Linked DNA regions of Homo sapiens: region 1 is linked to region 2. A link is an interaction called in ENCODE POLR2A ChIA-PET data of the cell type or tissue named here. Cell type or tissue: GM12878. All regions are shown on one strand. Links, peaks and the distances in the headings refer to the core of each region. The heading gives the core; the rest is flanking DNA. Region 1 overlaps PLCL2 (phospholipase C like 2). Region 2 has its middle 42 kb from the start of PLCL2.

Region 1 (5,383 bases), core at 152-5,151, 160 kb after region 2:
ATAAAAGTGGTAAAAAATGGACATCCTTGTCCTGTTCCAGATCTTAGAGGAAAGACTTTGAATTTTTCCCCATCATCTGAACTAGAATTCTTATTGATCTTTTTCTGTATGTGACTTTCTTTTTTCTTTGGCTGCCTCAAAGCTTTCTCTTTAATTGGTTTTCAGCAGTGTAACTATGACATATCCAGGTGTGTGTGTGTGTTTGATCCTGCTTGAGCTTCTTATTCTTGAGCTGCTTAACTTGGAAAATTCTAGGACATTATCTCTTCAAATATTTTGTTGCCCTATTATCTCTCCTGTTTTTCCTACAGGGACTTTGTTTTCACGTATGTTAGATAACAGCTCTTAGATGCTCTGTTTTGTTTTTCTAAAAAAAATATGTATATACTCTTCTGTTTCCTTGTATTTTCATTTGGATAATTTCTATTGACCTATCTGCAAGTTTACAGATTCTTTTCTTGACTGTATTTAGTCTGCTTATTACCCTATCAAGGAATTCATCATCTCTGATGTGGGTTTTTTTTTTAACAGTATTTCCTTTGGACCATATTTTATAATTCCCATCTTTCTGTGGAAATATACCATCTGATCATGCATATTGTCCACTTTTTCCACTAGATCTTTTAACATATTAATCATAGTTGTTTTAATCTTCCCATTTAATAGTTTCAGCATCTTCTGAGTCACTTCTAGAGTCTGGCTCTGTTGATTGCTTTATCTCTTGACAATGTTTTTTTGTTGTTTTTGTTTTGTTTTTCTTTTTACTTTTTTGGTATGACCTGCAATTTTTATTGGATACAAAAATCATGGTTAATAGAGACTGAAGTAAATGATGTGCTCAGAAATGGGCATATCTCTTCTTCCAGGTCATTAGTGTTGGGAAGATTGAGTCAGTAATTGAGCCAGGTTTGGGATTTGTGTTGCCATTGTTACCTTCAATGTACCACTGGCTTCAAATTTCTCCACTGGTGGGCTACTGTTACCTTGTGTTTTGTGTGAAGGAAGCAGGTAGCATACTAGAGGGTTTACTCAGAGTTCCTGCTCTGCCCTCAGCTCTCACCTGTGAATGCCTGTGTCAGAAAGGGGTCTCTTCCCATGTTCTTGTCCCTCCTGTAATGGTAGACTGCTTGCATTTTGGTGCTAGGCTTCTGGTAGGGTCAGGGAGAAGTTTTGGTCCTGCTGATCCAGTTTCAGTCTTAGGCAGCCCTATGCACCTGGGCCTCAGGAATGGGCCTTCTCACCTGTCCTAACCTGCCCTGCTCCCTGTGGCAGCCAAACTCTGCCTGTATCTGTTTAGAATTTGGGCAGGTGATAGTTTTCTGCCACTCTACTGGTCATAGCAGAGCTGTGCTTTTGTTGATGCAAGCTCCTGATTACAAGAGGTTCTGCTACCCCCTGGGGCAATGGATCTTTGCCTGGTTCCAGAGGTGGATGGGTTCTGCTTCTACCCTTTTCCCAGTGGCCCTGTTCTACCCCCAGTTTTTCTCAGGAGCACCCATGGAGAAGATTTACAAATGAGTGCAAACTCTTCCTGTGTCTGGCACTCCCGGTTACCCTAGATGGATACACTGGGTCACACTTGGCTTTTAAGAATTCCTTAAAATTTTATCTGATTTCCTCTTACCTGCTTCCATGGTGGCCACATCTTCTTCCCACGCTCTACCAAACCCAGAACAGTTTCTTGTGTCCTATTTCTCCTTGGAGGGGCGTGTCACTCTTTGAAATTCCGTTCCCTTGGTTTCTGTGTGACCGTGGCTCTCTGATGCATACAAGAACAGTTATGATTTTATAGATTATTGGGCTTTTTCTTGTTAGGGTAGAAGTGATATTCTGTTTTGGCTTTCTGTGTTGTAAACCGCCATCTAAACTTTACTTGCCCCCACTTCATGACTTTTTAAGTCACCCATAGGCTCCTAAGATCTGAGCCCTCATAGACTCTGCAAAGCTAGGGCAGGGGTGAGCTTTTGGAATACAGAATACTGTAGAGGACATGACAGAAGAGGAGCGCCCATGGAGGAGAGGCATCCACAGGCCAAGGAGTTTCTGTTACTTGCAATAAAGGGCCTTTCCACATGAGCAAGAAGCAGCATTTAACTGTACCTAGCTTTCCTTTATATTATTTTATTCTTTTTCATTTCATTTTATTTTATAAAATGACCTTCAGAGTGACTGTCTTGCTCCAAATTCCCCCTTTTCTTCTTTTTTCTCATCTTAAAGAGCACATCAAAGTTTTAAAGATGTGTGAAAAACTTTGCAGGGTAGCCCTTATGTGCCTGGCATGACTTATTCTTTCAATTCAGAGTTATTGTTATTGAGCTGAAGAAAGGTCAGGCCTTGCTGTGCTCATTTAATGGACTTCAAGTTCTTTCTTGGGTTTTTTTGTTTAGTTTTGTATTGTTGTGTAAAAGAGAAATTTTTCTAACCCCCAGTTTCTCAACTCTAATTCTAAATCCCCCTTGATAAACATGGTGATCCCCTACCTTTCTTTAATGTTATTTATATTTCAGATTAAATAACTTGATTCAAGCAAACCAGAGAGATAAATGGCTGCTTTGTTTTCATACTACACCCTCTCCCCATTCTGAGCCACCCCATGCCCACACCCTAGCCCCACACCAGAATGACTGCTTAGACTTGGTGACTGTTTTGCCAGGGTATTGAATCTGGATATTGAAACATCATTTTCTCATGATGTTTTTTGAGGAATAATCAAACAGAAAATGGGAACAAATGAGGCTTGAAAGACAGGAGTCTTTCAAGTGGAAGTCTTTCAAGTCTTTCAAATGGAATAGGAAACAGGAGGTAATTTTCTTCCAGCAGGGCATTAACTATCTGTGTGCCCTTAGACAAGACTGCAGCTCCACAACTTGGTTTCTTGTTCCTCTTCTCCAGAGCGAGCTAAATCGATTGAATCAGTGCCAGACACTTTGTTGCCAGCCGATGAAATGAGGTTCACCTATTCCTTATCCCGTTTCAGGATGAGAATTTATGAAATTACCCATGCCCATTTATGAAATTGCCACTACCTAAGTATCCCAGATGGTAATTTTAGTGGCCTCCTATTTTTAGTGACAGCCTTCTATTAAATAAAGTAGGCAGTTATGTTAGAAAGATGTATGTTTTTCCATAGGACTCAATATGGCTATTTATGTTTTTAATGCTAAATATGAGTCGTATAAACATTTCTATTTTTCCTGAATTTGCTGTGGTGCAGAATGTTTCCCTAGTCTCTTTCTAGTTCATTGCTTTATCTAAAATCATTCCCGGTATGAAATTGTTATTCTGTTGGCTAATGTACAAATGAACCTTTGTTTCTTTCTAGTTCTAAATTTTAAGATTGTCAAGAAATGCAAAATTTCAGGGTTGATATGGAGGTAGGTTCTTTGGAAGCCGGTTTTCTTGCAGTCCGGACATTGTTTGTGTATTCTTTCTCTTGAGGTTACTAAGTTCTAATAGAGTAGCAGAATTGCACCAAGTTTCCCTTCTGTTGTATTCACCACTCAGAAGCTTTGGGTGATGAGTACTCCTTCACAGTATAACAGCCAATTCTGAGAAATAGTTTATACTATTTTTTAAAAGTATTTTGAGGCACAAGTGTCTCAGCAGAAACCTGCATTTTTTCCTCTGGTTTTAGATGGTTAATGCATGTGAGTATTATGCATTTAATGTTCTTCCAGTTAAAAAGGTATATGTATAGCACATGTAGGTTGAATAATCTTCATTATTTAGTTTAAACTAACTTGCATTACAAGGCAGCATAAACAATAGATCCCAGCTCTCTGCTTCTGACCAGCTACTTAGCTTAGGCAAGTATTTGATCACTGCCAGGCTGAACAATGAAAGACAAGTTGAAATGAGTAAGAGTGGGATAAGGATTCCAGGAATTAGGCAATTTGGGGCTCAGTCTCCTGCCATTGAACACCAGTTCTCCTTCCCTCCCACACAAGTGCTTCTGTCCTCCCCTTCCTTTTCTGCTGACTGTGGAAGACCATTTCGCCAGCTTCTCCTGTATTCACATCCACTTGTTGCTCCCAGCCAGAGATTCTGGTCCACCCATTAAGGAGTGCAAGCTCACATCTGTTCTCTTCCTTATTGGTCTCTAAACAAGCATACTCCTCTATTGGTGTTTTCTGATCACTTTATCTGCTAGTGAGGAAGGAGAAGCAGATTCAGGCCTTGGTGTGCTATGGAGACAGTTCTAGGCAACAGCAGATGGAGGGAGAGGAAGAGACAGGAAGTCTCTGCTAAGGGGTGTCCTTGATGTCATTATATCTGCCCGTGGTTGGGTGGTCATCATGTTCATGTGTCTGCAATTGATAACCAGAAGTCTCCATTCAAAGCCTGGGCTGGTTTGTGAAAAGCATGGCAATGTTCTTAAAGCCACAGTGTGGTGTTTAAGCTGCTGCCTGTTCCACATACATGGGTATGTGAGCATGTGTGTATGTTATTAACTTACTTTGCTATTAGGCCTTTTCCCTCTTAATAAAAAAGAAACCTGTTTATCTGAAATGTATCATTTATAACAAATTAGAAAGTGTAACAGAATATTAATCAGCCTGTAAAAATGAAAGAATAAAAGATTACAATGTTGGGAAAATACTATATATTTCTTAATGGATCAGTGGATAAACCACATCCATATATTTTTGTAATTGTTCTACTAGTGTCATCTTTGAGACACGATATATAAAGATTATAAAATTCCCTAACTGAGTCAGTATGTTGTCTTTATCAAAGGTAAATGCGTCTTTTAAAAACTAAAGACATCGGTCAGGCGTGGTGGCTCACACCTGTAATCCTAGCACTTTGGGAGGCTGACGCAGACGGATCACGAGGTCAGGAGATCGAGACCATCCTGGCTAACATGGTGAAACCCCGTCTCTACTGGGAAAAAAAAACTAAAGACGTCATTCTGAAAAATAGAAAATTATACATTTGTTTCATGTCCTTATGCATGGCTGATTACAAAACTAATTTCATGCTAACTCACTCAAATTGATGTAATACAATCTATGCTTTAGGGATTTGAAATGGCTTTAATATAATGTATCTTACAGATACAATTACCACAGTTTTTATGTATTTTGCACTTTATTGTTCTGAGGATATAATTGTAAAGAAATATTCTACCTTGTGGCTTTTATGTTTTGTCTTGGCACCCAGATCACAAAAGCTTCTATGGTTCATTTTGAAACTTTGAGGAAAATGATACCCATATGATTTAAAGTTTAAGTTTAATTACCTTCTGCAAATTGCTTTTGGAAGTATAGGTAGTTAGAAAGTAAAAGTGGTTTTAAATTTCAGAGATAGAGTATAGCATAATAGCTTTTTAAAATACAGATATTTTCTATCCAGAGCAGGAAAATTAGAATTGCCTTTGGAT
Region 2 (5,383 bases), core at 320-5,319:
CCAGATGCTAGCTGGGAGAGGTGGGTGTCCCTCTGAGTCCTGAGTTTCTGTTTGCATGGCCTGGGCTCAGATGCTCACTTAGGGCGGAGCACAGGTCAGATGGGCTGTGGGTTACAGCTGCAGCCTGGGCTCTGGTTATTCCCACCCCTTTCTTTCTCACCCATCCTGGATAGAATCTGTGGTTAAGAACCACTGTATGGATACATAGAGTGAATCTTTGTCAAATATAATATTTAGTAGTTGTATGATTAAATTTAAAGGCATCTCTGGCAAAATCCCAAATAGTCTTACTGATAGCCTTTCTAGTTGTGTGTAGGAAGTGAGTGTGTTTCTGACAGGTTTTGAGATGAGAAATACCACACACAAAAGAAAATCCAAACCATTAGGGTATTTGACTGATAAAATATCTTTTACTGTACGGATCATGAAGAGATAATTCAATACAGATGGTTAATGAAGATATTTTTACTTCATTGGTAATTTCAAGAAATACAAATTCAAAGAACAACAAAATCAAATTTTCACCTGCTACGTTTGTAGATTTAAAAAGAAGATTGACTACTGGTGAGGATGCAGAAAGATGGGCAATCCCGTTTGTGGTTGGCCAGAAATTTGATACAATTTTTATTATACATAGATAAATAACTTCCTAGTACCAAATTTTCTGCCAGTTATTAATACTGAGTGTTATTAACACTGGGAAGTTATTTGTCAATATATAACAAAAAGCCTTTAAAATGTTTATATCTTTCAACCGAGTCATCTATTTTAAAGAAATAATAATTTTGTAAAGGAAACAAAAAGTTATACTCAAAGATATCCTTGCAGTGCTACAATTTTTAATGGGGAGAATTGGAAACAAGCTCAGAACAATAAAAGGGTGGGTGGTTAAATATGCTACTTAGAATGAAATATGCTGGCATTAAAATGAGATTTTAGTAATAATCTATGGTCATAGCTACCATTTATGAAGAGTTTACTATATGCCAGGCCCCAAGCTAAGCACTTTGAAAATATATTATTTTATTTAAATCTTATTACAACAGATTAGTAACCTCCCAACTTCCAACAATTTTATCACCTCATTTAAACTCATTTGACAAATTAGAAAATGGGGGAAAAAAGTGTTAACATGAGCAAATTCTCTTGATATTCCTTTAAGCAAAAAAAAAAAAAAAAAGGAAGTATACAAAGTTGTATGCACAGTAGTCCCCTCTTATCTGCTTATCTGCATGGGATGCCTTCCAAGACCCCCCACCAGATGCCTGAAACCTCAAATAGTACTGAATCCTATATATTCTCTGTTTTTTCAAACTGATAACCAAAACAACTACTATGTGGTATACATCGTGGGTATTCTGGACAAAAGGATATTTCACATTTCAGGAGGACCTAGTGGGACAGCGTGGGAGTTCATCAAGCACCTTAGAATATTGCACGATTTTAAACTTATGAATTGTTTATTTCTGGAATTTTTCATTTACTATTTTCAGACTGCAGTTGACTGCAAATAACTAAAACGTTGGAAAGTGAAAGTGCAGGTGAGAAGGGACTGCCGTAGTTTCAGCTCAACTATAGAAGTACAATAAACCCACTCATAATCTTGTAAGTAGGAATAAAACTCCAAACTGCATAAAGTGCAGGTTTGTATTATTACCAAGTTCCTGAAGTATCAGTGGGGGCTGGAAGGTGGAGGACAGCTCCATCGCTAGTCATTCACATGCATTATTCTGGATACATGAAGTTTAGTGAGAAATTTACCGAGATGTTGAGTGATTTTTCTCTGTATTGTAGCATTATGGGTAATTTATGCTTTTCTGGCTTTTCCACATTTTCTACAATTAGCATGTAGACGTATTGCATTAAAAATGCTTTGAAAAGTTTAGAAAACTTAAAGCAATTTGTTTTACTAATTTTTTAAAATAAGAGGGCAATGACATCTCTATTCTTTACAGTCCTTTTAGATCTGACAGCTCAGTAATTTAGACAGGAGAGAGAAAAGACAAAGCCCAGTGGTCAGAGGGAAATGGGAGGTGTGTCCCCTCCCAGCTACAGTGAGGGGGCCACGTGACGCCTGTGGCAGCATCTGTGGTCACATATGTTACAAGTGAAAAAAATATCACAATGAGGTTGGTAAAGCCTTGGGCATTACCCAACCTCATGTAGCTACCAAAATGTTTATTAAAAAACTATTTACAAAAGAAAGAAAGACACTATTAAGGGGTAAAACCAGTTTTCTGTATTATCTAAGAATAGAGATGCTCCCCCAAGTTAGCATGAGAGGCTAATTAGGGAACAGCGCTCTTTGACAAGAAACAAGAAGCAGGCTGGTCTCCTTCTGCTGTTTGCAGGATCTTTGAAAACTGAACTGAAGTTAACTTTGAGGCCGGCCCAGCATTTGTTAAATCTGAGCTTCTGAAGCTGCCGCAGCTGCAAGGTGTGCTCCCAGCTCCTGCAGCAACCCAAGTAACCGGGGGAAGTGCCGGAGGTGGTGAGCAGAAGTAGGGAGAGGGGCGATCCCCCTGCAGGATGGGATGCCAGGCCCAGGGTTGGGCCTTACAGGAAGTGCCCAGCTTTTGTTGAGGTGGCTGTGCCAAGCAGCAGAGGGCCCGCCCTTGTTTGTTGGGGTTTTCCTACTGGGTTCCGTGATGAGGTGGCTTAAAAGCAGAAGACTCAGAGAACCCTAAACGCTGGCTCAGGCCTGAAGGCTGAAGTTAGGTGCATTTAGAGAAATCGTTCATGTATGCAGGGGGCAGCTGGAGCAGCTGAGAGAGAGAAATGTCAAGTATTAGGTTCCAGATGGGCTCCTAGCAACATAATGCTAATTTTCCAGAGTGCTTTCACCTTTCTTCAGAGCCACTCATTCGTTCCTTCAACTGATGTTTACTCAGTATTGTTATAGGCACTGGAGAAGCCAAGATAAATAAGACACCTTTGCTGCCCATCCAGGTAGGAGACAGAGAACCAACAAACACATTTCAGTGTGGTGAGTGCTGTGGTGGGCCCAAGACCAGGGCACTGTGGGCACTCCCTGGAGAAGAACCTCACCGAAGCCAGGGGTTCAAGGAAGTGATAATATCTGAGCTATGTCTTACTTTGGTGCGTCTCCGATTGTAACGGATGCAAAAAGCACTTGGGGATCGTGTTAAAATGCAGGTTCTGATTCAGCAGGGTTGGGTGGAGCCTGAGATTTTGCGTTTTTAACAAGCTCCCAAGTAATGCCAATGCTGCTGGTCCAAGGTCCACATTTCAAGTAGCAAAGTCCTAAATGATGTCTAAGAAGGAGTCAGCCAGGTGGAGAAGTGGGAAAGGATATTCCTAAGAGAAGGCACATTCCACGCACTCCACTTAGGGAGCAGGAAGGGTTGCCCCTTGAGGGAAGTTGGGGTTTTGCTGGGTAGGCTTGAAATTGCCCTGGGTTGGCCTCTTTATTCTATTAGGGGTTTAATTCATTTAAAGTTTGAATCATTCATTCAAGTCTTTAAGGCTCAGCCCTAAACCTGATATTCTAAGAAATATATTCCTAACACTCACCTGACGTGTGTCCTTAATGGTGCCTAATGGTCTTTTTTCCTTAGTGATCTTTCCCTCTCATGTAGATGATAAGATCCTCGGAGCAAACCCAGTGGTGATGATCAGCCAATGTGATTGAGTTCTTAGGGTCCTAGGCTATAGCTGTACAAGGGAACCCATTGCTTGTTCACACCATAGCTAGCACAGTGCCTGATACACATGAGAAGCTAGTGCTCATTACATACTGAGTTTAAAATGAATGGATGAATTAGTATAAATACCTCAGGTGGGGTTCAGTAAGAAAATAGTAGAGTGATTAAGAGTACAAGCAGTGGAGTTACAATGCCTGGGTGCAAATCCTGGCTCTGCAAGTGCTAGCTTCATTAACCTGGGCACATCCTATAACCCCTTTGTGCCTCAATTCCTCATCTGTAAAATGGGATTGATAGTAATAGCTGCCTCAAAGGATTGTTGAATGCAATAAATAGCATAATACATATTGATTGCTTCTAAGAATTATAAACATTCAATAATTGTTATCTCTTATTTTTGTTAAGGGCTGAGTTTGACATTAGCCAACCTGTCCACATATTAACTGGGATACCTTGGTGAGGACGGGAATGTTTGTCTGAGGTAGGGATTATGGGTGAACTGATGAATCTTTGCTATGCCTGCCCTTCATTAACACACATTATGGCCGGTAATTGTATTATTTTTCGTAAAATACTTATTTGAAGCTAAAATAGGAAATCACATACATAAAGATAAAAATAGAGGTCTTGGCAGGGTTCTTCAAATGGGACCCTCAAGTATGAGCTGGTTTCATGAGATCACCTGTAGTTATTAGGGAGTGCTGTGTGGGAGAATTTTATTCTGTCTCCCTGTGTAATCACCTGAGCTGGGCTTTTGGAATTCTAGATGAGGTAATAAAAATAGGAATGTTTGTCAACAGGCAGCCAGTAGATATACACCTAGCTGAAACTGTATGTCGTATGGGTGAGAAGGCCATGGAAACTTGTGACTTCGCAGCTCAATACTTTTGTGAATTATTTACAGTTTAGAGTGGCTATTGAAAAGCTCTGGGGCTGATACTGTCTTATCTTCTTTTCTTTTTTTATTCATAAATACTTAGACCTGCACTGTCCAGTACAATTGTCACTAGCCACATGTGGCTATTTAAATTAATGAAAATTAAATAAAATTAAAAATTCAGTTGCGCTAGACACAATTCAAGTGCCCAATGGCCACATGTGGCCAGGTGTCACTAAACTGGACAGCACAGGTAGAAATATAGGACATTCCATTGGACATTACTGACAGAGTGCAAGTTGTAGACTTTAAGAGTTGCAGATTATAATTGAGTTACCCAGAGATGGCAAAATCCCAGAACTCATGCAATAAGGATGTTGCAGAATCAAATACAAAAATTAGGAAATGTAAAGGGCAAGTTTGTGTTACCTTTAGACAATAAAGTTTGACTCTACAGAGTTTTGTTCAATAGCTATTAAATAACCAGGCACTCACTCTATGTAAACTAAACAAAGGGCTCTGGGGAAGAAAGCAGAGTCTGTCAGAGGCAATCACTGGCCCTAAACTGCTTGCTGGTGAGTTGGATAGATACTAAGTGCATAGAACATAGTCCAAGGAGGTATGTGAGGAAAAGCTGATGAAATACTGAGACTGGAGTGAGTTCAATACAGGAGGCGATGCCTGACTTTGACATGATAGGAGGTACAAGTGGGACTGAGTCAAGGAGACAGTAATGGGTACAGCATGCTGGGGAAACAGAGAATAGGTAACTCCAGATGAATTAAAAATATTAATAGAACTTGAATGCCAATCTAGACATCATCCTACACATGGTGGGAGC

What was found. Peaks named below come from ENCODE experiments on the same cell type or tissue, not always from the same donor. Only the 100,000 strongest peaks of a DNase experiment are listed, where the experiment ranks them.
Region 1: POLR2A ChIA-PET joins it to region 2 with 11 read pairs; 3 of 35 experiments call an interaction of 5 or more read pairs at or near these places.

The regions. Positions count from the first base shown.
Region 1 is chr3:17,002,404-17,007,786 of GRCh38, forward strand. All of the region lies in intron 1 of PLCL2 (phospholipase C like 2), which reads left to right. Among named protein-coding and RNA genes, the nearest start is that of PLCL2-AS1, 49 kb to the right of the region's middle. In GM12878, for the core only: no CTCF peak of the experiment used is centred there; no DNase peak of the experiment used is centred there.
Region 2 is chr3:16,839,967-16,845,349 of GRCh38, forward strand. No RefSeq gene overlaps it. Among named protein-coding and RNA genes, the nearest start is that of PLCL2, 42 kb to the right of the region's middle. RefSeq lists an enhancer at 2,350-2,599. In GM12878, for the core only: no CTCF peak of the experiment used is centred there; DNase peaks (open chromatin) are centred at 2,085, 2,345 and 2,615; H3K4me3 peaks cover 2,178 bases; H3K27ac peaks cover 2,437 bases.